Regions from separate parts of the Homo sapiens genome. Here regions 1, 2, 3, 4, 6 and 7 are each linked to region 5. Evidence: chromatin loops called from intact Hi-C (ENCODE). Cell type or tissue: HCT116. All regions are shown on one strand.

Evidence for each region. Peaks named below come from ENCODE experiments on the same cell type or tissue, not always from the same donor. Only the 100,000 strongest peaks of a DNase experiment are listed, where the experiment ranks them.
Region 1: it touches region 5 in a loop (8-fold over the local background); 99 of 110 quality-filtered maps call a loop at or near these places.
Region 2: a loop joins it to region 5, with 6 times the contacts of the local background. A loop is called at or near these places in 107 of 110 quality-filtered maps.
Region 3: it touches region 5 in a loop (8-fold over the local background); 21 of 110 quality-filtered maps call a loop at or near these places.
Region 4: a loop joins it to region 5, with 4 times the contacts of the local background. A loop is called at or near these places in 11 of 110 quality-filtered maps.
Region 6: a loop joins it to region 5, with 4 times the contacts of the local background. A loop is called at or near these places in 44 of 110 quality-filtered maps.
Region 7: a loop joins it to region 5, with 10 times the contacts of the local background. A loop is called at or near these places in 103 of 110 quality-filtered maps.

Annotation. Positions count from the first base shown.
Region 1 is chr13:27,531,711-27,535,710 of GRCh38, reverse strand. No RefSeq gene overlaps it. Among named protein-coding and RNA genes, the nearest start is that of MTIF3, 83 kb to the right of the region's middle. RefSeq lists enhancers at 1-140, 1,703-2,203, 2,204-2,704. In HCT116, a CTCF peak has its summit at 2,442 (motif pointing left); a DNase peak (open chromatin) is centred at 2,430; H3K4me3 peaks cover 617 bases.
Region 2 is chr13:27,373,023-27,377,022 of GRCh38, reverse strand. LOC105370126 (a long non-coding RNA gene) reads left to right here and starts at 2,239. Exons shown (of 5, transcript XR_941783.4): 1 at 2,239-2,438; 2 at 3,540-3,703. RefSeq lists an enhancer at 2,125-3,324. In HCT116, CTCF peaks have their summits at 1,104 (motif pointing left) and 2,202 (motif pointing left); DNase peaks (open chromatin) are centred at 1,102 and 2,152.
Region 3 is chr13:27,404,336-27,408,335 of GRCh38, reverse strand. It overlaps LOC124903138 (a long non-coding RNA gene), which reads right to left. Exons shown (of 2, transcript XR_007063733.1): 1 at 3,955-4,000; 2 at 1,889-3,201. Among named protein-coding and RNA genes, the nearest start is that of GTF3A, 18 kb to the left of the region's middle. RefSeq lists an enhancer at 3,914-4,000. In HCT116, a CTCF peak has its summit at 1,876 (motif pointing left); a DNase peak (open chromatin) is centred at 1,855.
Region 4 is chr13:27,479,603-27,483,602 of GRCh38, reverse strand. No RefSeq gene overlaps it. Among named protein-coding and RNA genes, the nearest start is that of MTIF3, 31 kb to the right of the region's middle. RefSeq lists an enhancer at 312-511. In HCT116, a CTCF peak has its summit at 1,657; a DNase peak (open chromatin) is centred at 1,632.
Region 5 is chr13:27,824,455-27,828,454 of GRCh38, reverse strand. All of the region lies in intron 3 of PLUT (PDX1 associated lncRNA, upregulator of transcription), which reads left to right. Among named protein-coding and RNA genes, the nearest start is that of GSX1, 34 kb to the right of the region's middle. RefSeq lists an enhancer at 1,092-1,591. In HCT116, a CTCF peak has its summit at 1,675; a DNase peak (open chromatin) is centred at 1,724; H3K4me3 peaks cover 923 bases; H3K27ac peaks cover 292 bases.
Region 6 is chr13:26,983,409-26,987,408 of GRCh38, reverse strand. No RefSeq gene overlaps it. Among named protein-coding and RNA genes, the nearest start is that of USP12-AS1, 140 kb to the left of the region's middle. In HCT116, a CTCF peak has its summit at 1,942 (motif pointing left); a DNase peak (open chromatin) is centred at 1,918.
Region 7 is chr13:27,360,166-27,364,165 of GRCh38, reverse strand. No RefSeq gene overlaps it. Among named protein-coding and RNA genes, the nearest start is that of GTF3A, 62 kb to the left of the region's middle. RefSeq lists an enhancer at 1,311-1,812. In HCT116, a CTCF peak has its summit at 2,021 (motif pointing left); a DNase peak (open chromatin) is centred at 2,025; H3K4me3 peaks cover 1,078 bases.

The sequences.
Region 1 (4,000 bases), 290 kb after region 5:
AGTATCCTGATCACACTGCCCATCCTGAAAACAAGGAAATAATTGCGTCCCACCTCTTCTCGCATTTTCTTTCCCCATGAGGAGCACTCTGCCACGTTCAACGTTCAGACAAGATTGAGCACGTTCAGGGTGGTATGGCTGTAGACTGCCATGTTCAACATTCATTCAACAAACACAGAAATAAGTAAGACAGCCCTGCCCTTTGGGAAGTCCACATTGTAAAGTAGCAAGCTTGGATGAAATGTAAATAAAGTGCATTCTGCCCGACCTTTGGAGAGGCCAGCAGTTACAGTTCTGTGGAGCAGGAATTTTGCAAGGTTGCAAGCTGTGCTAAATCGGTGTCCCAATTTACTTTTTGACTTTGAAAATGATTAGCATTCTTGGTTTGTACTGTATTTCAGCCATCCTTGTTGTCTGAGATATTTGCTTTCAAATTTTCCGTTGTAGTGTCTAAACAGGAGAACTTCACTGGTCTCTTAATTGCTGCTCTTGGCTCTGAAGGTGCATATCTTGGCAGAAATTCTCAAGTGTACTTCAGGATTCAGAGACTGTGGAAGTTGAGAACTTGATATTGGAATTTGGTAAAAGATCTGAAGGACTCCAGGAATGCAGTATCTCAACCTGAAAAAAGTTTCTTCAGCTTCAGTGGTAAAATAAGATTACAACAGCTAACATTTGTTAAAAGTTGAGTATGCACCAAGCATCGTTCACATGTGTTTATCCATTCATTTCTCACGACAAGCTTCCAAAGCAAGTTTCATTAACTTTCCCAGTTCTACAGTCAGAGAGGACAGGCACAGAGAGGTTGGGTCTCAGAGCTGGAAGTTGTCGGGGGAGTCTGATTTCTGGGTTTAGAGCCCACCATGCTATGCTCTCTCCTGTGTTTAACACCAAGGCCACGCCAGGGCCCACACTAGATGCGGGCTTGATTCCTTTGTGAGCACTGGTCAGGGAGTCAGAAATCTGCACTCTGACCCTGCCTTTGACTCTGACTTCTGATCTGACCTTTGACTCTTGTTTGTCATGATCCTCTTGTCACCATCTGACATGAGGTGGCAGTAAAGGAAAGAAGGAAATAGTGCCCAGGTGGGACAGGCCCTGCTGCTGACTCAGCCGCTCCCTGGACAATCCCTGCCACTTGGAAAGAGTCTGTGATCTGCCACGGTTCTGATGTGTCTGCTGCCACTTCATGGTAAGAGCTATGCCCGATGCATGATTATTTTTACTTGGTCTTATAGATAGGATTTCCCATTTTCTTTCTTTTATTTCACCACCACTCCCAGGGGGCAAAAAAGGAACAATTACATTCTCACTTATTGTGGCAGCATCTTTTGCTTGAAATGACAGATTTGTTTGCTTTTCTAAAAAAAATTCTGGTTGGCCTAAGACTGTCAGATCTGCTGAGCTCATCATTGCTTCTCCTGCGGACTGGCTGATAAAGGGGCCTTCCTAGGAGTAAGAGATGCGAGAGCTCTGCTGTTTCCTTTGAGTTCACTTGTGCTCCCGTTACTAATGTTGCCAACCTACAGATTCTTTGCAACCATATTTTTAAAGCTACATATACATTTTTTCCAAATTAATTTAGTTAACACTGAATAATGAAATCCTTAAATCCACTTATCCGGGTGCACACAAAATATAGTAAGTGGCAACATGCTGAAGATGAATGAGTATGTGAGGGTGGGTGGCCTATCTCACCAACCTCATAACGTGTGGCTTTGACATTTGGAGTACGTGATGGTGCCAGCATCATCGATCTGGATTTTAACTAAAAATATATATACACATACATATGTATGTATGTATGTGTATATGTATGTATGTCTGTGTGTGTATGTATATGTATGTGTGTGTGTATATATATGTGTGTGTGTGTATATATATATACAGGGTGTGTATATATATATATATATATACAGGGTGTGTGTATATATATATATATACAGGGTGTGTATATATGTGTGTGTGTGTGTATATATATACACACACACATACACATATATATATATGCACATACATGCTGACACCCTGTCCCCGGTGCCTGCCTCCTTTGTCTCTGTCCCCATGCCAAGCAGTGTGCTGTCACCCCGCTTCAGTTTTGAGCAGAAGTGCACATGTGGTGCCACCTGTGGGAAGTGTGGTGGGGGTGGCCTTGCAGTCACTTGTCACTGCGTGAGCCACTCCCCTGGCCTCCTCTGCCGCTGTCCTTCCTCCTATGGGGGAAAAGGAGGTGGTTCTCTCACAGAACTGTGGCTAAAGGGTGACAGCCCTCACCAAAGGTGAGACTCATGAGCATCGGGAAGAAAGTAGCAGTGGAGTGTCCGGTTAGTTTTCTCTGCGGACTGGAGCAGCCGGGCATCAGAGCCCTGGGAGCTCGGGCACCACCAGTGGTCAGCGCTGGCCCTGGACGTCCCTAGTTCACTGGGCCGCGTTTCAGCGCCCTCTGCTGGCTCGATGGACTGGCCGCCCTCGCTTGCAGCTCCCCGGTGTTTGCAGCCTGTTTGCAGCCGGTGGCTCCCGGTGCAGGAGGTCAGGGAAGCTGCAGCAGGAAGGGTTGGATATCTGAGGCCACAAACAACTTACATATATGAAGGGAGTGCGTCTGTCCCCTTCCCATGTGGCATGAAGAGCCTCACAGTTGGAATAAAATAGCAAAGCAAGATGTGCAAACATTGTCGACCTTCCCCGTGGCCATTTCTCTATCCCTGGGTAACTCAGACCGCAATTTGTCCTGCTCCCTGCATGTGAGTTTCGCTTCTATGGTATAGGGCTCTTTGAATGTCAATGTTATTGAGGTTTTGATAATTACGCACCTTCAAAAGATGTTCAATGTAATAATGATCATACTCCTCTAAAAAAGCCTCAGATTAAAAGCTTTTGCTGGCTCTTTAGACCGTGGGCCTGCAATTACAGAAAATGAACTGCATTTTAGCCTTCCATTGAAATTAATAACAACGGTTCCCCAGTTGACTCTGTGAATAGTTAATGGAACGAACAGGATACTTCAGTACAATATGGGTTGGAAAGCCATTTGAGTGAGATTCTGGGTTTCAAATGGGAAAATAATTCATGCAATGCAAACCTGTTTCATATGCGCTCTGTAGAGTAGGTGTTTCTCTGGAATAAAAATCTAACTATTTAACAAATGATTAACCATACCTCAGTCATCATGAACTCTCATGAAAACTGAACTCAGGTACGTGAGCTAACACATGGTATCCAGTGCTGCAGAAGACCTGAGAGGACAGAGATGGACCTCCTTATTTGACAATGAAGAAACAGAATTAGCGAGGTGGGGCTTTGGAGGCCAGCAATCCTGACAAAGGAGCTGCCTAGAACTGACCCTTTAACCCTCTGGCAGTGCAGGGTAAGGGAATCTTTGGACTATGGGGAGACTGGGATATGGAGGTTGAGGACAAAAGATTGTGTGGTCCAGAGTGTTCTCTGGCTGGGGTCCCCATTTCAATTTATAAGAATAAAACCTAAAAAGCAATTAAAATTATGTTGAATTCAGCAAAGTTACAGGATACAAAATCAGCACACAAAAACTAGTTGCATTTCTAAACACTAACAATGAACAATCCCAAAAGGAAGTTAAAATAATTTCATTTACAATAGCATTATAAAGAATAAAATATTTAGGAATAAACTTGAACAAAGAGATGAAAGACATGTACACTGAAAACTACAGGATATTGCTGAAGGAACTTAAAAAAGACATAAATAAACGGAAAGACATTTTCTGTTCATAGATTGAAAGACTTCGTATTGTTAAGATTAATACTACCCAAGACAGACTCAGTACAATATCACAATCCCAACCATGTTTTCTGCAGAAATAGAAATATCCATCCTAAAATTCATATGGAATTTAAAGGGGCCCAGAACAAAGCTGAGGGTCTCATTCTTCCTGATTTCAAACTTGCTACATAGCTAGTCATCAAAGCTGTGGTACTGACATGAAGATAGACATATAGACCAATGGAAGAGAATAGGGGGC
Region 2 (4,000 bases), 450 kb after region 5:
AGCAAAATCAGCATAGCCCACCAACTCCACTGCATTGAAACTGCTTCTGCATCTGTCAACCTGACTGCCGGGCACAGCGTGGCAAATCCCGGGCATTCAACAAATATTGTGGACCGCCACTACACTGGGGCCACCAAAGAAATATGATCAAAGCTGCATGAAGCAGTGCATTGAGGATTGACTGCTAATGAGTTTGGCTCATTTAAGACTTAGAGTAGTTACATTCATAGGGACAGAAAGTAGAATGGTGGTTGCCAGGGACTGCAGAATGGGGAGTTGTTCCATGGCTACAGAGTTTCCATTCCACAGGGTGAACAGAGACCTGGAAATGGTTAGTAGTGATGGTCGCACAACAGTGGGAATCTACCTAATACTACAGAACTGGACACTAGAAAACGGTTTAAATGTGTGTGGTTTTTTTGTTTGTTTGTTTTGTTTTTTGAGACAGAGTCATGCTCTGTCAACCAGGCTGGAGCGCAGTGGCTCCATCTCAGCTCACTGCGATCTCCCGGGTTCAAGCAATTCTCCTGCCTCAGCCTCCCAAGCAGCTGGGACTACAGGCACGTGCCACCACGCTCAGCTAATTTTTGTATTTTTAGTAGAGACAGGGTTTCACCAAATTACCCAGGCTGGTCTCGAACTCCTGACCTCATGATCCACCCGCTTCAGCCTCCCAAAGTGCTGGGACTATAGGCGTGAGCCACTGCGCCCAGCCTTGAGCCACCGCGCCCGGCCTGTGACTTTTAATTTTTCCAAATTCATTAGCAGTGGATCCTCAGTGCACTACTTTGTGCAGCCTTGATCATATTTCTTTGGTGGTTCTAGTGTAGTGGTGGTCCACAATATTTGTTGAACGCCCAGGATTTGCCGTACTGTGGAAAGCAGGCGGGCCGACAGACGCAGAAGCAGTTTCAAGGCAGTGGAGTTGGTGGGCTGTGCTGATTTTCCTATGTTTCTCCCCGAAGCCTTAATGGCTAGATCGTAGACCAGGTGGGAAACAAGAAGGGAAATGGGGAGAGTGGAGGGAATCTACTGGGGGATGGGTGAGTGGAGTTGGGGACCGGTGGAGGATGTAAAGAGAATCCAAGCGGAAAAGAGTGAAGCCCCCTGGTGGACAGAGGTGGTAGGGGTTGTGAGGAGCAGCCAGGGCCGTTGTCCAATTCCAAGTTAAATACCCAGGAAATCAGCCAAAAGCTGACTTGCAGGGCTGTGCATCTTAGAAAGTGTTTCAATTGCCACTATCCTTGCCTGGGCCAACTATGGCAATGTATGGACAACAAAGCCCTTTCCCACATAGTATCTGATTTTATTTTATTTCTACTCACTTTTTTCGTACATACTACATTGTTATCTTTTGAGGGTGTGGGTTGTTTTTTTTTTTTCAACTTTTTTTGTTCTGTGGTTGGTACCAAAGTGGTGTTATTATTGATCCCAAATTTTCTTCTGTTTCACATTAGGTCAATGTTAAAACTAGAAACAAGACTGCTGAATATTGTTTTCTAATGTTTATCTTCCATAAATCTAGGTCTTAAAAAACAGAATAATGCGATACTTGGTTTTTAACACAATGTTTGCTTATCAGTATCTAAACATATACACACATGCAATTAAAACTGTATATTCTGTTCGTATCCAGGCTGGCCAACATGGTGAAACTCCATCTCTCCGAAAAATAAAAATTAGCCGGATGTGGTGGCATATGCCTATAATCCCAGCTACTTGGGAGGCTGAGGCAGGAGAATCGCTTGAACCCGGGAGGCAGAGGTTGCAGTGAGCCAAGATTGCACCACTGCACTCCAGCTTGTGCAACAGAGCAAGACTCTGTCTAAAACAAAACAAAACTGTATTCTAAGCTTATTTGGGGAAAATGGACCAATTTTCAAACTAATTGAGGAAATTCAGGAGCATAACGAGTTGGTGGCAATATCATTTATATCAATATAGTCATTTATATCACTATATATGTATTATATCAACATAGTGATTCCAACCCAAACCACTATATTCATTTTCACTTCAGCAACATAGAAATAGCCATTGATCATTTCAATCAGAAAAGATCCTGCTAAATGTGTCCCCTGACTTTGTGAAGATGTGGTGACGTGGCCGTTTCATCCAAGTGTTCTGGTCCAGCCCAGAGGTAGGTGGAGTTAGATTTCTGGAGCCTCGTGGAGGCGTTCTGTGGCTACACAGTGACCCCTACTGCTCATTACGGGAGTGAAGAAAGCCTAGAGCGAAATCAGGAAAACAACGTGCTGATTCCTGAGCCTCAGAAAACTGAGAAGTAGGCAGGGCTATACCATTTTCTCTGCACTTTATGAGCATAATAATTCTTCAAAGGACTGGCTGCATCTACAAATACCTACTAAATGGAAACCGTCAAATCAAATGGGAGGCTCACAGCAGATGCCAACTCCACCGAGCGGATCTGGGCCAGGGTGAGTCCAGGAGAACACCTGGTTGTCGCTGCAGAGGCTGGGCACATGTTTGCTCTGTGGGTCAAGAGCTGATGGAATCAGGAACAGCAGGGAGAAACTGACCCTCCCTTCACCTTTGCCAGGAAGTGACACCTCTTGGCACCAGAATGTCTAGGGCTGGGTTTGGGAACCGGGGTGTGACGCTTCTATTGCTCACCGGCAGATCTTCCACTCCTTTCCAGAAGAGTCACCGGAGATGTGTCAAAGTCTCTATCCCTGGTCCCTGTTGCCAAGTCAGGACTTTGCTGGGCATTCCTAGAGTAGGTGTGGCAGCTCATAGGTCACCTTTGGAGCCAAGGTAAAGATGGCAGCTTGGTCTGACTAAGGAGGAGTCCACAGATGCGGCTCGTCCGCACAGCAGGCAGTGCAAACCCAGGCAGGAGCTCATCATCTTTGTAAGCCTTATTCAATGAGCCCCATTTTATTTTGCTGCTGATTAAAGCTATGTATCATAGAGAGGCATTGCCTGATGTTCAGAGTGCAGGGCCTCTGGGAGCCTGGCATGAAGGGCCCAAGGACAACCAGCTTAGCACTCAAGTATCCACCTGGTACCTGCAAGATGGAACAAGAGAATGTATGAGGAAACCCTCTGAGCTGCACAAATATAGGAACGGTGGGATATACAGACACATACTGTCTTGCTGGTCTGGAAATGGTCCCTGGGATGTGATGGGGAAGGATGGGGTAAATTCAACTGGGATAAATACAACAGAAGTGAGCGCAGAGCCAGAGGCCTGGGGCAGCCAGCTGTTAGCGCTCCTCAGCCTCTCTCCGTCAGAAACTGTCTTCCTGTTCCAGCCAAAGTCTCTGCTACATCTGTGAAGTAGAGGTACTGACAAGCATTTCACCCTGCTGATGTCCTGCCTGGAAGGACCTTACTCTGGAAATAACACACCACCACCAATGCCAACAACCTCATCACTCAGTGCTTTTAGACAGCAGAAAGACAAATAAATTCTACTATTTAGAGAGAGTCTATCGTGTACCAGACCTTGTTCCAAGTACTCCATACTTCTTAGCTTATTTAATTCTTCCAACAGAATTCTTATCCCTATTTTACAGGTGAAGAAACGGAACTGCAGAGAGGTTAAGCCACCTGGGGCAGGAACTAGGATGGAAATCCAGGCAGTCTTGTTGCTGAGACCATCTCCATAATCCTCTGCTAAACTTCTTCCTACCGAGAAAGACATGTTCTGGGAGAGCAAGGGCTAAGAGGCTGCTCCTTGGTGGGTATATTACTGTTCTTTCCACTCTCCATGACCTCTTTTTACGTGTTTGTATGAGTGCTTTATTTCTTGCTGTCATTTTTTGAAATGATGAAGCAAGGTAGCCGTCTGTTAAGGAAAAGCTGGAAGAGTTTTCCATGTGCCTGCTGCTCCGGTCCCGGGTGAGGAGCGCTCCCAAGTGGCTTGTTCAAGGCGGTCTGTTTGCTGACAACATACAATGCAAACAAGGGCTCCGGTGGGGACGTCAGAGGAGCAGCTGCTCGGTGTCTAGGAGAGCTTGAGTGTGGTTTGCAAAGC
Region 3 (4,000 bases), 420 kb after region 5:
ACCAGGGAGCACCTCATCCTCCTGTTACTACAAAGCCTCCTCTCACAGCCCCTACTGGTTCATCCAGTGCCGCCGCTGTGTGGCCCTGCACAGTGTGTGGCGTCCTCCTCCCCTGGCTGTTTGAGTATGTGTGACTGATGAACTGTTGTCATCTCATCAGCCCAGTGCTGGGTGTCATGTGTTCAGCCACCTTACACTGTTTAGGGCAGAAGATCCCCCCTCACTAACATGGTAAATAGAAGAAAATCCGTACAGAGTGTGTGTCTCTGTGTGTATGTATGCATGCATGCATGTGTGTGCAGTGTGCTTAGGGGTCTAACTACTTCTTAAACAGACCTTCAGTCAGTTTTCTATTTCTAGCACCTCCCCTCTTCTAGAGAAAAAATGATAAATGCTGGAGTCAGACTGCCTGGAATTGGATTCTAGTTCTGTCCCACTTCCTGACGGTGGGGTCTTGGCAAGTTATTCAACTTTTCAGTACCTCAGTTTCCTCATCTGGGAAATGAGGATAATAACAGTGCAGGATTATTGTGATGAGTCAATGACACTACATGCAAAGGGCTCACTTTGGGCTCCTTATAAAAGATGTTGGATTGAATATAAGCATTTACTTGTGCTTCCTCTGAACCCTCAAATAAGTAATGGTGAGGTCCTTTTTCAAAAAAGCATATTACCCCAGAAGGACAAATGAACCAGAGACAAGAGACTGTAGCAACAACATTTTTGGATGCTGGAAAGCAAAAATTGAATGGTAACTGATTGAGCAGAGGCAAGAAGCCATGGGGAGAATTGAATAAGTTAACACATACTAGGCACTGCAAACAGTCAAGTGCAGTAAAACTGTTGTGGAAAGCTTTAGGTTGGCAGAAAAAGAAAATATTTTGAAGAGGCTGAGATAAGTCCACAGACTTCCTGAGAAAAAGAACTGACAGCAATCAGTACTGCCTGGGAATGGTAGGTGAAGAAATGTGAATAAGGCTGACTTATTCCCAACTGAAAGTAAGTTTTGAACTACACAGGGTTGGGGACTTTGGAAAGGAATTATCTTAATATAAATAGACAAATGAAAGAAGTTGTATATTAAAATTATATAAAGCTTGACCACCCTTCCATGCAGGGAATGAATTTCAGGCAGTGCACCCTGAAATGGAGGTGGATACAACCTGGAATTGACACTGACTCCCATGGGTACTGCAGCCTCCACTGGCACACCCCAAATTTCTAAGCGCAGTTTCAGGCACTGCTGTAAGCACTGGGAAGACAGTGATGAACGAAATAGGCAAAGTCCCTGCCAACACAGAAGGATCCAGATGCTGGTGGGTTTTTTTTGTCGTTGGTTTTGTTTTATTTTGTTTGAGAGACAGGGTCTCACTCTGTCACCCGGCTGGAGTGCAGGGGTGTGATCGCGGCTCACTGCAACCTCCGCCTCCTGGATTCAAGTGATTCTCCTGCCTCAGTCTCTTGAGTAGCTGGGATTACAGACACGTGCCACCACGCCTGGCTAATTTCTGTATTTTTAGTAGAGACGGGATTTCGCCACATTGGCCAGGCTGATCTTGAACTCCTGACCTCAGGTGATCCGCCCACCTCCCAAAGTGCTGAGATTACAGGTGTGAACCACCATGGCCAGCCCAGATGCTGTTTTAGCCTCCGACAGAGGGAAGCCAAAGGCACCGGGTGCTTGGGGGAGAGGGTGGGAAGGAGAGGTTTCTCTCAGCAAGGAAGGGAGGCTGAAGTCACTGGTTCAAACCAAATGTCCAGTTTCCACAACACCATTGCCCAGAGTGTGTGTGCTACTTCACAACCATGAATTTGTCCTGCCACCCATGTGGTTTCTGAGAAGAAACCACCACAGAGCCATCTTGTGGTGGAAAAAAAGACACACAGGTTTCACCATGAACACTTTATTGGATTTTATATGGCATTAGCAGGTGTAAATACATCTGCATGCTATTGTACCCTTGAATCCTCCCATATGGTCCAGCAGCATTTTAAAGTGGTCAGCAAATGTTTACAGCAATCTACACTTGTCCCACTAACACATTTACCACAGGTAATTAACTTAACTACCTGATAAAAATGTAATTGGCGTGTTGTAATGCGAGCTATTGTCTGAGAAGACTTTGACTGACAGTTACTTACATTTGCTTCTTGGTTATCTTTATAGGCACATAATTAAATCCAAATTCGATCATTATTTTGTGATTTGATTAAAGTAAACAGTCAAATTGGGTAATCATGGTCCAGAAAGATTTATTATTTGCCTCAATTATGCAGTTTGGATTTTTTATATTGTTAGAACATAATAAGAAATTAGTCTGATTGCTCTCTCCATGCTGTCAGATGCTGTGTGGCCACACCCTCCATGTCAGGGAGAAACCTGATTCAGCAGAGATGACTTCATGAGGCTGTGGAATATGAATTTGTATGATTCAAGGACTCATGTTGCCTCTCCTGGAAGCATCCATCATTGCATCTGAGCCATTGAGCACATTGCAAACAGCAACAACACACACTGAGTTCAATGACACCACAGAGAGCATCCCCACCCAGCACAGGGGACAGAATTTCAGTGCATGGATTACAAAGCAGCTGCTGCCCAAGCATGGCTCCTCTGCTGCTCCAAGCACTAGTGTCACCTGTGGATACACAGCTGTTATAAACAGCTTGAACAACCGTGAAAAGCCTCCCCAAGTTGCTTCGGCTACGACTGGTGATACACACGCACCGCCAGTCTTCATACAAACTTCAGCCCTCAAATAAGCAAACAGCCTCCTGCATAAGCTCAGCAGATGCCCCCATCTTCAACGCTCATAAGAGACACTTCAAAAATGTGGCTTCAGGGTTCTTCTCACTCTGCTTAGAGAGTGCTCGGGATTCACCAGGTGCTTCCACAGATTTGGGCAAGTTTGCAGTGGCCTGCCCAATAACGACGCCTTTGCTGAGCTGTGTTTATGAAGGCCAAGTCTCAAGACCACGAACAATGGAACCATAAGAGCCTCAGCTTGGTACCAATGTTTCCAGGCACTAAGTTACAGTCCCAAACCCAGTCCATGGGGATACTCTGCTACAGATGACTTTGGCCATGCCCTGGAAGTTGGTTAAGACAGAATTCAGTTCAATTTTTCCAGCGGGTGGAGGTTGCAGTGAGCCGAGATCACACCACAGCACTCCAGCCTTGGTGACAGAGCAAGACTCCATCTCAAAAAAAAAAAAAAAAAGAAAAAAAGAAAGAATTCAGTTCAATTTTTAAAACAACTGGTTTTTCCCATTTCCTTAGGGAAACCTGGAATGTGTTTCCTGCTCCTCCACACCTGTCCAGCCTCCCACCCCGGCGCCAACCTGATCTTTGCCCAGCAGACGCGGAGGCGCCTGCCCAACCTCAGCCCTGTGCCCACGAGGGCCTCAGAGCCCGCAGACTTCCTGCCGGGACCTGCTGGCCTTGCCCATGTTTTAGCTCCTGGCTCTGCTAGTCTTTTCCTGCTGTCTCATGGTCTCACGTGTAACACTCACATCTCCCCAGTGAGACCGTAAGTGACGTGAAGGCAGCAAGCAACAGGTGTAGAGCAGGTCATACGATCTGTGTGTTCGCTCAGCAAATACGGAACGCCTGCTCCATGCCAGACCCTGCTCTACACCCGAGGAAGACGGTGATGAACAAATAAACCCATCATACCCTAGATGCACAATCTGAAGGATGCTCCCAGGTCACCCAGGATGGGAATAAAACCAGAGCCTTCAGTGATGCCAGTTAATCAGACCCTTGGCTTTCGGTTTTACTGTGCATCACTGTGAACTGATGTGCATGCGTTAGATGGCACATTTCCTGACGAGGGACAGGCTCCGGGAAGTCCATGGGGCTGCTAACATCTTAGTAATCCAGTGGTTCTCACAAGATATGCAGTATTTGTCCCACTGGGGGGACTTGATGACCATGAGCCCTGCAGCACTCACCTCAGCACAGTGCCCAACAGCAGGAGGAAGTCAGGGGGCCATTTGC
Region 4 (4,000 bases), 340 kb after region 5:
GTCCCCGGTCCTGCGTTTGGGTGCCTGGCTTGGAGAGGGGTCCCGGAAGCGCACTGACACGTTTGCCCTTCAAACCATCCCCGCACCCTCACAACACCCCATGAGCAGCCCACACTTGGGCTAAGCTGGGAAATGCATCCAATGAGGTCTCAGAGGAGCCCTCCTCTTCTTTTCCTGTGTGAAAAAGGAGAAACAGTAGTGTTGCTTGATGTGCTGTATTAGTCCGTTTTCACACTGCTATAAAGAACTTCCCTGAGACTGGGCAATTTATAAAGGAAAGAGGTTTAATTGACTCACAGTTCTGCAAGCTGGCAAGGCCTTGGGAAACTTATAATCATGGCGGAAGGGGAAGCAAGCACACTCTTCACAAGGCAGCAGAAGAAAGAAGAGAAAGTGAAAGGGGAAGAACCCCTTATAAAACCATCAGACCTGTGAGAACTCACTATCTGGAGCACAGCATGGGGAAACCGCCCTATGATCTAATCACCTCCCTACCTCCACACATGGGGATTACAGGTCCCTCCCTCTACACGTCCGGATTACAATTCTAGATGAGATTTGGGCGGGGACACAGAGCCAAACCGTATCATGTGCCCAGCAATCCAGTTCCATTTGCTTGGAGCTTCCACCTATCTCATATTCTTTGGTGAGATAATGCATGCATGTAAAGGCATTGAGCAAGGCTGGGTGCACAGTAAACCCACATAGCCATTATTATTACATCAGAACGTCTCCATGTTTCTTCTCTATCAATGGTATGTTTTCCCACTATCTCTCTCTGCCAGAGATTTCCCCCATTGTTTACTTTTTTGTTGTTGTCATATATTTCAGTAAGATACCAGGAGGGAGTGGAAATAAACACATGACAATTTGACATCTTTAAGCCAAAAGTCAGCATTATTTATTATTATGACTTTTAAAACATAGTAACAACTTGAAGTCCAGCAATAGAACAACTACCAGGTCATGGGGTACATAGAGGATGAGATTTTTATTTACAAAGAAATTTTAACACAGGTATAGATAATCACACTGAAACAGATCTTCGATCTATAAAGAATTGTGTCAGTGGTCTCTTATAAACAGAGGACAAGGAGGCACCCATTTAAAAACAAAAACAAAAACAAAAAACCATAAAACATTTTGTTTCCCTGAATGGCTTAGCAAAATCTGACATAGTCCTTGATTTGCAGAGCTGTTGGCTGGGGAAGAAGTGGGCTGATTTCCCTGAGAAGCTCAGGGTTTTCTAAAGGGGCCAGCAGTCTAATCACCACTTTCTCAAATTTGAAATTAGAAAGGTCTGATTTGAAATTAGAAACGTACAAAAGGGGGACTCAAATCTAGTAAGAGGGAAGTGAACAAGACGTTGAAATAGTTATCCTGCAGGAAGGAGATTCAAGTTTCATGTCCCAATTTCACAAGGGCCAAAGAATTGGTAGTGGAATTGATTCCAGAGCATTAAGTATATGGCTGACCTTGGAAGTACCTCCGACCCGTAAAAGCCTTGCCTAGTGGCTGTGTCTTAGAGGGCAATGTCTGAGCATGGAAATGTAAACGACAAGGGGCTAGACGCGGAGGGACATCCCAGGATGGATGGTCATTGCCGGCTGCAGGGTACAGGACTACTCTTCAACACTGACACCACGTGGCAACCACCGGGAACTGCAGGCTGGAGCCCCGGCTGTCATTTTGCTAGCCTGTTACCTAGAGTCCTCTCCGGGCTGAGGAAGGATCCAGCATTCTTGGACAACTTGGGTGAAATGCAGGGAATTTTGAGAGGGACAAGTTGGACTTTCCGCTCAAAGGGCCTGGGAAGCTTCAGCAATTAATTTCAAAAGAATATAGGCTGGGCACGGTGGAGTCACGCCTGTAATCCCAGCACTTTGGGAGGCTGAGGTGGATGGATCCCTTGAGGTCAGGAGTTCGAGACCAGCCTGGCCAACATGGGGAAACCCCGTTTCTACTAAAAATACAAAAAACTAGCCGAGCGTGGCGGTGCATGCCTGTAGTCCCAGCCACTCAGGAGGCTGAGGTAGGAGAATTGCTTGAACCTGGGAGGTGGTGGTTGCAGTGACCCAAGGTCGTGCCACTGCACCCCAGCCAGGGCGACAGGGCAAGACTCTGTCTCAAAAACAAAACAAAACAGGAAACAAAAAGACAAGTTGGTGCAAAAGTAATTGCGGCTTTAATAGCAGAGGTATGACCATATTTTTACACTGTGTAGAGCAAGTCTTACAATCTACATTTAAATTTTGAGCAGCCATTCGATGACCTGCTATAAACCTACCAATATAATGTTTTAGAATAATACTTACTAATATACAATATATAACATAATGTTATTTTTTAAAGCAGAATTTAAAACTATACATATGTATGATCCCTTTGTATTACATTTACCTATCAAAAATAGGACCATCTGAGGAACTGGAAATAAATGTAAACATGAGGCTAAATGAGGTTTATGAGAGATAAACAGATTATCTCTCATCTGTTTATCTCTCGTTGTCAGGTATGGGTGGGTTTATTTTGTCCTACTCCGTTTGCCCCAGGTAGCCTTTTTTTCTATCATGACTACAACTTCAATGCTGAGGGAGCCCCCAAATGCCCCAAGTTATCTTCACAGTTGAGGGTGGAGGTGTGGGTGGGAGGAGGCCTCCCTCCTGTTTCATTTCTTTAATTCCTGCCTTGGCTCATAAAATAGGATCTTCTATGTACATTTGTACCACTCAGGGAAATATAAAGGGAGCTTTGGATGCCTCACCTCTTTTTTCACTCCTTGTCCTAATCTGTTTTCTGTTGCTTATAACAGAATACCTGAAGCTGGGTAATTTATAAAGAAAAAAAATTTCTTTTTTACAGTCATGAAGGTTTAGAAGGTCAAGGTCGAGGGGCTGCATCTGGTGAGGGCCTTCCTGCTGGTGGGGATTCTCTGCAGAATCCCCAGGCAGTGCAGGGCATCACATGTGAGGGGCTGAGCAAGCTCACATGCTAGTTCAGGTCTCTCTTCCACTTCCTGTAAAGCAGTCAGTCCTATTATCATAACTCATTAATTCACTAGTCCACGAATAGATTAATCCATTCATGAGGGTAGAGCCCTCTCATGATCCAGTCATCTCGTGAAGGCCCCACCTCTCAATACTGCCCCTTTGAGGATTAAATTTCAACATGAATTTTGGATGGGATGGACATTCAAAGCATAGCAGTCCCCTACAAGGGAGAGATAGTAATCTAATTAGCAAGACCTTCTGTCTATTGGACCACAGTGGCAGAGGTAAGATCACTGTGCCCAAAAAGCAACTCCAGCCCCAGCCCTCCTCTCCTATTCCTTGGGTCTATATGCTCTTGGGGACGCCCCTCCTGAGTTAGAGGATTTCCCCTTCCTGCTTCTCGGCCTGCTGACATTCAGGACTTTCAGTTGGTGACTTTGGGAAAGGGAGAAGAAAGCCCCTACCTTGCCCAGGGGCAGACTAGTTTTCATATGAGCTTCAGTTATAAAGCTGATCCTCTCTGGCCCCTGAAGTTGTTCTCAGTTTGGTGGAACTTGGAAGCAAGGGCTGAGAGGGACTGCCATTCTGAAACTTCAGTTCCCTCATTTATGAAAATGACTACGAGGTCGTTTTTAACTAATGTAATATTTTCATCTTTGTGATCTGGCACAAAGATGATATAGACTAGGAAAAAATTACCTGGCATGATTCAAGTGCATCCTGCTAACAGGCAGGGGAGTAGGGTGGGAGGGAAAGGGACAAGCTGGCAGCTCCCAGGCTCTTTGACCCAATGATAGGTGGTGTCCAGTCTGTAGCTTCCCTGCCCTCAGACCTGTTACTCCTCCTTCCCCTGCCCTGCTTGGTATCACAGTGGGATTCAGGGGCAGCTGCTGCCAGCTGGGTTTGGCATGGGAGGTGCTGGTAGAAGACGAGAGGAAGGAAGGGAGAAACCAGGACATTCCTTCCCTCCCTCTGTGGTTTCTTTAGCCGTGGGTTTACCAGAAACGATC
Region 5 (4,000 bases):
GCTTGGTACTGGGGATACATCTCATACAAAAGGATGCTTTCCTTCCTGTCCCAAAATGTATCAGCCCCCGAGGGATCATACACAATAGATACACAAATGGTTGCATGTAAATGCAAAGAACATGTTGCAATGAGAAAGAATAATATAGGTTGTGAGCTCACAGGAGGAACATTAAAGCTGAGCCTGCAGGATAAATAAGAATAAACCAGTGAAAAACGCTGAACCATGACTCTGAGATGGGAAGGTGGCATAAATTCCAGGAGAGGCATGTGGCTGGATCATCAGGAATGGGGAGAGCAGAAACCCCAAAGAAGGTTGGAGAATTAGGCAGAGGGCGGATTAGGTGAACCCTGGAGGGCCAAGCTAATAATTTTGAGTCAAATTACAGAGTGCAGTGGAGAGCCCCTGAATTTATTTTTAGTAATTGACATGATCTGAGGTGGGGTTTGCAAGGATCCTTCTGGCTGGTGTGACAGGAGGGAGGCAGGGTGAGGGTAGGAGCCTTGGAGCTGAAGATAGATGGGAAATTGGTTCCTGGTGGTAGCAGTCCAAGTGGCAGGAAGTCGCCAGCCGCAGAGCATGCTTTGAAGGCAGAGTGGAGGACAGGCTGGCATGTTGCCTGTGGGGCTAAGGAGGAGAGAAGTGTTATGGATAGCTTCTCCATCTCCATCCCTGACAGGCAGAACTCAGGGAAGAGCAGTTTCAGGGAGTAGCATTAACTTGCATATAAAATTATGGAGGTGAAATTAGCCTGCCAGGGCCTGCCTGAATCGGAAGCTCTGTCATAAGTGGACTGTTGATCCGTGGACACAGAAACGTTGCTGTCTAGGGAGACGCATCTGATGCCAACTGGTGTATTCATAGCACTTGATGAGGGTGTTTATTGAGTAGTACTGTTTTGATGTTTGGGATATTTAAAAAAAGAAAATTGAGAAGTGTGTTTTCATGTGACGACTTTGCATTTTAATTTTATTTTTAAATGTAAAGATTAAGGAAAACATGCATCTAACTCTGGTAGAAGAACTAAAGTGAAAATGGAACCTAGGAATGGGATAGTGGGTGGAGGAGGGAGGAGGCTTGTCCAAGCCAAGTCAGGAATTGGGCCAGATTCATTACAGTAGCCTTTGGAAATCGTAATCAAGTGACAGTCTCTCACGCTTTGGCATCAATACAGCACTACTAGGGCCATGAAGTAAGAGTAAACACCGGATGCATATGAGTCATGGCAGCTTGCACTAATCTTTGAGCAGTAATTGAGATGATCTCAATAAAGTGAGAAGACCGTAATGTAATATAACCGAGATGCCTATAATAATCGCCATGCCACCATGACAGCATCCAGTCAGCTGAGGTCGGCGACAAACAGAATCAGCCGGAGCTAAGGGGGGCAGGGGCTCAGGCCCACCTGCAGCCCACCCATCAGCACCCCTGTGTGGCAGAAGCTCTGGGGAGAGCCTTTGTCCTTTGCTAGCTCCTGGGATTTTAGGTAGGTGGGGGAGCAGGAAGGGAAGAAAGAGCAGGGACTGCTGAGTTCCAAATAAGTTCCAGGTCCCCATGGGAGCAGAGCTGCTCTTGGATGCCTGTGCGAGGTTCTCCCGGCTTTGGGGGAGCCTCCGGAGCTCCTTGGGGAGGGTCCTCCCGACTTGGGAAGGCTTCCTAGCTATGGCGGCCACGCACAGGCAGGGGGCGCTGCGACTTCACAGTTTCAAAGCCGGACTCCTATTCAGCGAACGCCTTGGTGAGTTTCCTGAGTTCTCCGAGGAGACGCTGGGAGCCTGCACACCCAGGGTGTAACTGCCAACGCCTGCAGAGAGGGAACCTCCTCGTGCCGTCCGTGGAGCCCAGAGCTGGGCTTTCCTCGGCCCACTCACCCCTGCCTGGCACTCTGTCCTAAAGCTTCCCCTCAAGGAGACAAAGACATTGACACTTTATTTTATCCTGAGCTCCTGGCTCATTGATCTCATGCTGCAAACCAAGCAAGTGGACGCGCTCCCCCTAACGGCTCTGCTCTTTAGTCATCCTTTCCTAACAAAGTGAATGGCTGGGGCTGGCTCCATCAAAACCTGCAGTAGGAAGTACCTGATTTGAGCAACTATTCATGGTAGAAGGGTGTGCAGAATGCCTTGAGCTAAGAAGGGGAACTTTCAAACAGCAGGCGTTTAACAGTTTTCCCGTCTGGAGCCAGCTGCCACCCAACCCCAATCCCACAAAGCAGCTGAAGCTCAGAGGCACGTTTCTTTTGCAGCATGGAATCGGGGCGGGTGAAGGTGGGACCTGGGTATGTGTGCATAGCAGGGGCATTTCTAAGGAACTCACGACACTGGGGATTGGTTTTTCCTTCCTGCTAAGACTGGGCTGGCACTGAGGGCCACTTCCATCGTGACCCTGCTGCTGGTGCCCTCCTTCACTCTTCCTGTGAGTCTCATTCTCTAGGCAAAGGGGACTGTACTTAGAGAGGAGTGAGTTACCCAGGAGCTCACCAATCTCTCTTCCTTCCTCCTCCTTTCTCTCCTGGGCAGGGTGTGGTGGGCATTGGGGTTAAGAACTATTCCTACAGAAGCTCCAGGTTAGCCTTTCCCATGGTGGCATCAACCTGGAGTCCCCGCCAGCCCAGGCATAGGATGTCCATTGATCCCAGTGCCAGCGGGCCCTTGCCTCCCTGGAAACTCACTGGCCTCCTAAGACAGCCCAGACAATCTGTGCCATGGAAGGCCACAGGTGCTGTATTCCATGAGGCTGGCAACAATAATCCCAAATGGTACCAGGTGACCTTTGCCTCATGGCCTAGGGAGGCTTTTACTGCTGCACTTGAGACCAGGCTTGGGGAGTGAGTGAGGAGAGGTGGCCTGAGGCTGGGATGCCCTTACCTCTCCATCTAATTGAGAACGCTGAATGGCTTTCTCTTTTTTTCTCCCTTCTCCTTCAATAGAGTCCAACAATTTAGCAAGCTCACCAAGCTGTGTCCTGCTTCATGACTAATTCACATATTTAAATGGGATCGGTCAAAGCAGAACTATTTGATGCCAGCCAAGCGCATTTATCAGGTCAAACTGCTCACAAAGGCTAGAGGCCAGCGTGGGTATGTGGGTGTGTATGGAGTGAATGTGTGGGATCTTTATTTATTTTTAGTCTCAGATTTCAAAAGCAAGGGACCACATCAGAAGCTGCCATTGCTCCCGGGTCCCTCCCAGAGCCTGGCTTGCTCCTGGCCCTGCCTCCCTGTCCTGAACCTCTCCCCCTCCCCCAGCCCTGAGCTGTGTGTCTCTGATGGGGCTTCAGAGAATGAATCTACTCAATTACAGCCCTTTTCACGTGACTGAGCAGTTTCAAAGATGCCACTTTTTATTATTTGGTGACCCCTGACATTGCAGGTGCAGATTTAATGGTGGAAAAGTTGAAATTAGCCAAAATGAACTTTTCCCTCCAATCCCAGCATGGAGAGACGTTCCAGGCTGTTCTAGCTGGAACTGCCATTACTTTGCTGAGTATGTAAGTTATCAAAGTGTTAGGTTTAGCTTAGGGCCAACTGCAGCCCCCATACCCACACCCACCCCAGCTGGATGGGTTCCAGGGCCAGGGGAGGAAAGAGTTAAACAGGCGTAGTGGCTATAATCCCCTTTAACAAAGGAAACTCAGTCTCCTATTTCCCTTTTGGGGTGTCCTCTGCATCAATCCTACAGTGAATGTGTGGCATTGGTCCCCAAGGGTAGCGTCAGGTTCAAGTAAAATGAGCAAACCAAAGTTCATGGCTTCCAGGCTGATAAATGTTGCCGCTACAAGGTCATGATTGATCAGCACACACTGTCGAGATGGATTTCGTGACTGGATGGCTCTCCACAATCAACACCCCTAGCCAGTGACCCATGCGTGTCCACATTTGGGTTTTGTCAGTCGAGCCGCCTCTGCTCTCCCAGCTCAGCCTTTTCAAGCCAACCCATGGCTGGCTTCTCTGGTTCTATTCTGCATCTTTCACTGGAGTCCAGGGAAATAAAGGGCATCT
Region 6 (4,000 bases), 840 kb after region 5:
TGTCCCTGGACTTGTTAGGGACATCCACGGGTTTGCTAAGTGTATTTGCTCTGAAGAGGCAAAGTGTGAAGGAAGAGAGGAAAAGGGGTTGGAAGCGGGAGGTGGACTGAGTACAGACATGTGAGATTTGAAGAGGAAAAGAGGAAAGGATCTTCCTTATAAATATTTCAGCCTTGAGCTGAGATCTTAACTGACATATCTGAGATCTGAATATTTAATTTGATCAGCGTTTTGGTTGAATAACATCCTTTTTCTTAATCCTCTCTGGGAATCCTTGAGATGGAACCAGTGTACAATCAATTAAGAAGTGGATGACTGCTTTTCACGGCCATGCCAAGAGTGAGTCCACACATCCAGGCTCTTGGGCAAGTTATACGTGGGGACTTGCCCCTCCAGGATGCAGTCTGCTTTTTGCAGTTGGTGCACTTTCAAACCACACGGGCTCTTCATTGAAAACATAGACAGGTCCATGATCTTCATTGAAAATATATGGTGCTGGGTGAGGGGCTTAGGCCACCAACCATCACTGACCCCTGTGTCTTATGCCTTGCTAGACAATTCCTGCTGCCATCACCTTAGTTACTAGACAGACTCAATGTGCTGTAACTGTGAGCAAATTGAACCTCTTTAAGCCTCAGGTTTTTAATCTGTAAAATGGGAATAATTGTAATACCTGCCTCTTGGAGTTGTGAAAATTAAGAGAGAATGCACACCACACTTCTCCCAGGGCCAGGCACAAGGACATGCTCAGTATGTGGTCTCTAGCAATGATGACAGCAAAAGAAATACAGATCACATGATCCTGGTCCTCGCTGTGCAAGGAGCCGGGGAAAATGGAGAAAAAAAACCTAAAACGCTTTGGTGTCTCAACTGCCCATTTAGCAGTTAATTGTGTACTGTCAGATTTTGAGTGGTATCCCCTACATGTTAGCTTGCTGGTACATGTGGAAGACAACAGAAGCAGCAGGTATTTGTTGAAATTCTTCTATGTGCCAAGCACAGTCATCCATGCAGGAGACCTATATGCAGACATCCATTCAGGAGTCTGTAAGGTTTGGTCTTGGTGCTCAAGGAAATTATAGATGAATAGGGAATTCATAGCTAGAAGGCAGAGACCGTGAATCAGGGGCACTTTGTACTTTCCAACACCAAGCCACAGACCTGAGTATAGAGCCTCAATAAATATTTTCTGATAATACAGTGAAGACAATGCCTCTGTGAGTTTGGGTATCTCTCATTGCCAAAAGCCTCAAAAGTGGCCAGGCATGGTGGCTCATGCCTGTAATCCCAGCATTTTGGGAGGCCGAGGTGGGCGGATCACCTGAGGTCAGGAGTTCGAGACCAGCCCGGCCAACATAGCGAAACCCTGTCTCTACTAAAAATACAAAAATTAGCTGTGCATGGTGGCGGATGCCTATAATCCCAGCTACTTGGAAGGCTGGGGCAGGAGAATCGCTTGAACCCGGGAGGCGGAGGTTGCAGTGAGCCAAGACTGTACCACTGCACTCCAGCCTGGGTGACAGAGCAAGACTCTGTCTTAAAAAAAAAAAGAAAAATTTTTTTAAAAATTAAAAAGTCTCAAACGCATCACATCCCAAGCTATGCAATTTTTCTAACTTAGCAGAAAGAAGTATCTATATTGAAATAAATAACTGGAAATCAGAAAATAAGCCTGTCTTTCTTGAGTTCTATTATCTATCTAAGTATAGCCAGGAGTTAAGAGAGAAAAAGAAAAAAGTTGAGAAAAAGAGCTGTGATTCCTACAGGACTTTTTGCTCATTAGACTGTTGGAGTAACAGCAGAGATTTGCCTAATTTGACAATGCTGCCACACCTTCTCTGAGTCCCACGTTTCTTATTGAATTTTGGCTCAGAGAGGCTGTTCATCAGCTGGGCGGTGGTGCTCACAGAGAATAGGTTGTCTTAGCCTGACATCTACTGGCCAGACTGGTAGCTACATGTTCGTTACATGTTTTCTAACTTGCACACCCACAGTGCCCACAATTGTTTTTAATACTAGAAGTTGCGATTCTCCCCTGACCGTACCACTCTACTCTTATGTCTAAGCATTCCCTTCCTTAGCTTCTGACAACTAGGAAGACTCACCCTCTCCTCTCTTCTCCTTACTTACCACTGTCCTTCCTTTTCAGCCTGTGAAACATCTTTTCAGTTGGGTGCAGTGGCTCACGCCTGTAATTCCAGCATTTTGGGAGGCTGAGGTGGGTGGGTCACTTGAGCTCAGGAATTCAAGACCAGCCTGGGCAATGTGGCAAAACCCATCACTATGAAAAATACAAAAAAAAATTAGCTGGGTGTAGTGGCATACACCTGTACTCCCAGCTACTGGAGGATGGCTTCAGCCTGGGAGTGGAGGCTGCAGTGAGCTGAGATTGAGTCACTGGATTCCAGCCTGGGTGACAGAGCCAGACTCTATCTCAAAAAAAAAAATATATATGGCTGGGCATATGGTTCATGCCTGTAATCCCAGCACTTTGGGAGGCCGAGGTGGGAGGATTGCTTGGGTCCAGGAGTTTGTGACCAGCCTGGGCAATATAGGGAGAACTTATCTCTACAGATAAATGAATAAATAAATGTTTAAAAAAAATACATCTTTTCACTTTTTGTTTTTGCACTTTATTATCTCTTGAACTCATTTCCTAGCCAAAGTCCAATGGTGGCATTTCTCCATGCTGGTTACCAGCCCAGAACAGAGCATAGTCTTGACACCATCTAAGGCCCGAATACAATATTTCCATCAGACTCTAGAGCCAATTTGGTTTCTTGCCATTGATGAAACCCCTTCAGGGAGGGCATTTCCAAAAAGGCTTCCAGGAGCCTGTGGCAATGTCTCACATTCCTGGAGGGGTGGCCAAGCCTTATTTTAAACGGGATCCTCACCAGAGCCTTTGGGTAGTGGGAGGAACCGTCAGTGCGTAGGGAGGGTGGGCATACTGATTTTCTCCAGAGCAACATGGATGAGTGGAACCAACATTCCCATCTTTAGCAAATCACAGAGTGAGGGCAAGTTCACATGCTGATTTGAATGGAGAAGGAGTTGGGGGAACAGGACAAGAAGACTGAGGCCACACGAGGACCAGCCCTCACCATTAAAACACGTCAGCCGTCAAGGAAGAGAATAAGTCATAGCTTCACACACCATTATGGATGACTGTCGCAGACAAAGTGCAGTGGGAAAGGCGAGACGCATAAGAGTAACTGGTGTGTGATTCCATTCGTATAAAGTTCAAAACCAGGCAGCACAAACCCATGGAGGTAGGAGTCAGAATGGTGCTACGTCTTCCAGTCAAGTGGCAGGATGTGGTTGACTGGGCACAGGGAGAGAGCATAACGGGGCCCCTAGGGGACTGGAAATGCCTTTATTGTGACCCGGTTGCTGGTCACACTGATGTGTGCAGATAGTAACATTCTCTTAAGGTTTATGCACTTTATTATGTATAAATTACACCAAAAATTAAAAAAAGAAAAAACCAAAACCCAAAGTTATCATCCTCACCAAAAAGCATCACTGCCTGACCATTTGCTGGGAGCACGGGGCAAAGTGACCGGCACACCCTGGAAGCTGAACTCTATTAGAAGGCCAGTTGGGCTGATCCCATATGCATGAGGGCTGGGCTCAAGTTTGGGTGAATGGGAGGTGGGGAGGGGGAGAGTTATCAAGAGATCTCATTCTAGTCCTTTATTTTTAAATCAATTATAATTTTTTTTCTCACAGTCATCACTTTTTAAATGACAATAATCTCCGCATCAGCCAGCATGTGGCTGCCTTCCAGTTCCAGGGTTTTCTACCTTGATGGCAGTCAAGTTCCCCAGAGGGGCCTCACTTTCAGGAAGCACCTTGACCCTCATTAGCAGCAGGAGGGGGCGAGAAAGCTCTGCTCAGAACCTGAGATCCTCCCAGACTCCAGTGACGTAGCTTCTGGTTTAATGTGGATCTCTGAGAAAACTGGCTCCAGGAATTTTCAGTTGGCTGCATTCTGCTT
Region 7 (4,000 bases), 460 kb after region 5:
CATCCATAAGGTGGATTTGTGAATGGAAGTGGGTAGGGCTAACATGGGCAGGAGGAGAGAGCTGAAGAAAGCTGAGTGGAGAATGAGGAATATATCTGCTAGGACATCCAGCAACAGCATTCATCCACAAAATAAGTCAGTGACTTCACTGCCCCTTTCTGCAAGACAACCAGATCCTATCAGGGTCTCTGTCCCTCAGAGGCCACTTTAAAGTAGACTGAGTCAGAAAAGCGAACTTTCCTACAGGCTCAAAGCCACCCTGCTCTACCAGGAGGCCTAGGAATTCTGCCCCACTGCCTCACCCTTCTTTTTTTTTTTTTTTTTTTTTTTTTTTTGAGACTGAGTTTCACTCTTGTAGTCCGGGCTGGAGTACAATGACGCAATCTCAGCTCACTGCAACCTCTGCCTCCTGGGTTCAAGCTATTCTCCTGCCTCAGCCTCCAGAGTAGCTGGGATTACAGGCGCATGCCACCACGCCCAGCTAATTTTTGTATTTTTAGAAGAGATAGGGTTTCACCATGTTGGCCAGGCTGGTCTCCAACTCCTGAACTCAGGTGATCCACTCGCCTCGGCCTCCCAAAGTGCTGAGATTACAGGCGTGAGGCACCATGCCCGGCCCCCCGACTCTTAAATGTAGAGAATTCTATGATCCTGAGCAGATGTGGGAGTGCATTAAACTGTCACTGGCCTGTGTTTAAGAGTTGTGGACAATCACAGTATATAATAACAACCTTTTTTGGTTTGATTTTGTTTTAAAGTTAACCCCAGAAACACTGAAAGCTAGAAACGCAGGCTTATGAAGGCAGCTGAATCCAGTAAATGTCATCAGGCCTTTGGGAAATGTTTGTCCCTGCATCTCTTTAGTTCCTCCAGGCCTGCTCCCCACACATCATAGACAGCAGGACCACCCCTGAGAGCCTAGCCTGGCCACCTGGCATGGCCTCATGCCTGCAGCGAGGACATCTAGGGAAGACCACACTGCAGGCCACTGGCTCTGGCCAGGAGAATGTCCTTAAACCACACCTGCACCCCGCTAGGTACAGTTTATTGTGGGAATGGAGATCTGACCTGGGGTTGGTGGGGGATGGCGGGGGTAAAGGACAGAGGTGCAGCCCCTCTGTCCACCTTCCCCTGATCCCTGTCGGTTGGCACAGTAGGGCACAGTTCACCTTGCAGGTGGAAATGTCCACTGCTCCGAGCTGAGGAGGGAAGCCAGGACACACGGAAGGAGTGATGGGAGATTTATGAGCTGGCTTAAGACGGGGTTCTTGGGGACAGGCGTGGTGGGGCAGGCCTGCCTTCCCTCCCTCTGCTGGCCTGGAGAAGAGGTTCCATCAAGCTGCACCCACCCCTCGGTCTCCCTGGGACGTCTGATCAGTGAGTGACTTGTGCACACTTTCGATTATCCCACGCAGGACACAATCGTCAGCCACCGGGGCCCTGAGCAAAAGCCCTGCTCTTGGCAACCAGCCTTCCTAGAAGGCCAACGAACTGCGCCACCCAAAGGACATCTAGGTGAGGCAGCGATTCTTCAAGGAAGATGTCAGATGGGGCCGGAGGCAAGGCCCCCCGCCTCTGCAGAGGGGCGTCCAAGTCCCCAAACAGCAGCGGCGACAGGGAGAGAGGGGACAGTCCAACCTAAGAGGTCCAGGACAGACCTCTGTGCAGGCAGCGACCGACCTGTGAGCGCCGCTCTGGGCGCGGGAGCGAGGCGAGGCGGAGCCACGGGTCAGGGCGGACCCCGGGGAGCTCTGGACTCTGAGAGCCAACGGAAAAAGGGGTCACAAACCACACGCACGTCCCCCAAAAGAAAACAAAACCGGCTAACCAGGCTCATTAAAAGGTGAAGCCCCAGAGCCAGGAAGTAGCTGATTACCTTCAGGTCGTTGAGTAGCAGGATGTGAAGGACCCCAGAGAGCGCATTGGCTCCAGCTTTGTTTGGGGACTAGCTTCGCGGCCACTCCTAGGCGCGCCTGCGGCCAGCGGGTCATGCCTTGGGGCCTGGCGCCATCTGCTGGCCATCGCTGTTCCTAACCCACTGCCCTCCCTACTCCTCACTTAGTTTCCTGTGAGACCTGTATGCAACAACAGGGAGACAGGGAGGCTTGTATCCGCGGCTCACCTACCTGCCTTTGGGCTCTTTTAGTCTCCAAAGCAGCGAAGATTTCCTAAGAAGTGCCCATACTGAAACGCCCTTCCTCTAGGGTCGCTTGAGCCCAGGAGATCGAGGTTGATCGAGGTTGCAGGAAGCTATGATCGGGCCACTGCACTCCAGCCTGGGTAACATAGCAAGACCCCTTCTCTACACACACACACACACACACACACACACACACACACACACACACACACACACACACGACAGAGGCCGGACGAGATGGCTCACACCTGTAATCCCAGCACTTTGAGAGGCCGAGGAGGGCGGATCACTTGAGGTCGGGAGTTCAAGACCAGCCTGGCCAACACGGTGAAACCCTGTCTCTACTAGAAATACAAAAATTAGTTGGGCGTGGTGGCGGGTGCCTGTAGTCCCAGAAGCTCAGGCAGGAGAATCACTTGAACCCAGAGGCGGAGGTTGCAGTGAGCCGAGTTCGCACCACTGCACTCCAGCCTGGGTGATAGAGCGAGACTCCCTCTCAAAAAAAAAAAAACTGAATTTCAGAAATAAATAAATAAAAATAATAAATAAAACATGCTTCCTCTCCTCAGCCCGCACCTGGGTTATGGGGGCAGGGTGCGAGCACACAAACACACACACAACTTCATAGTGGAGGGAACCGACCAGCAATGGCTGACTAACTTGGAAAAGGTAATTGGAGAAGGATATGAATCTCTTCCCAAAACAATCTAAACCCAGCCTCATTGGACAGCTGCTCAGTGAGCCAAATAATAAAGTCAGTGAGCACCTCGAAAACATGCCAATCTATATGTTCAACCATCTCACTGCTTCCTGCAAAATAACGGCTTAAAGGGGGACACAGGCATCTTTGTCATTCCTCTCATTCCCTGGTCCCTGGTCCAGCACACGATGGGATGGGCAGCTGTGCTGGCAGAGGAACCCAGTTCTTCTTCTTCTTTTTTTTTTTTTTTTTTTTTTGACACGGTCTCAGTCGCCCAGGCTGGAGTGCAGTAGCATGATTTCGGCTCACTGCAACTTCCGTCTCCTGGGTTCAAGCGATTCTCCTGCCTCAGTCTCCCAAGTAGCTGGGACTACAGGTGCCCGTCACCAAGTCCAGATAATTTTCGTATTTTTAGTACAGATGGGGTTTCACTCTGTTGCCCAGTCTGGTCTCGAACTCCTGACCTCCGGTGATCCACCCGCCTCAGCTTCCCAAAGTGCTGGGGTTATAGGAGTGAGCCACTGCGCCTGGCCGGAACCCAGTTCTTAAAGATGGAATTAGTTGATTCATTCAACAAATAAGTACTGAGTGCCTCCGAGGTGCAGGCACTATTTGTTGCCAAGAAAGCAGAGAACAAACATGGAATGTTAATGATGCATGCATGGTAGCTGGGAGAGGCAGATGAGAAATAAGGAGACGAGAAATCAGCTACACTGATGAGTGTAGCTGTTACAAGGGAGATGAAATGTCTGGTGATGATTTTATAGTTGAGAGGGCCCAGTGAAAAGGGATCCCTTAGAGTGGCTCTGAATGACTCTGAAAAGCCAGCTTGGGTGCAGAGTGAGCATTCCAAGGAGGACCCCTGAGGCAAGAACAAGGTTAGGTTTGAATGGGACACCCTGCTGTGTGTCTGCAGGAAGAGGAGGAAAGACATGAGTTGAGCATCTTACCTGTGCAGGTATCATTCTAGAACATGAGGTATTTTTTATGAGAGAAACTGGCACTTCCATACAATAGGAGGGAGTACCAGATGTGTAAGTAAGTAACTGAAATGCAATTTCAAAACAGTATCTTCCCCTGCAGAAAAGAATGTTTTCCCAAGATGAAAATCTCATTAGGACAAGAATGAACATTATGTTTCCAGTGTTTTATGATAGAGA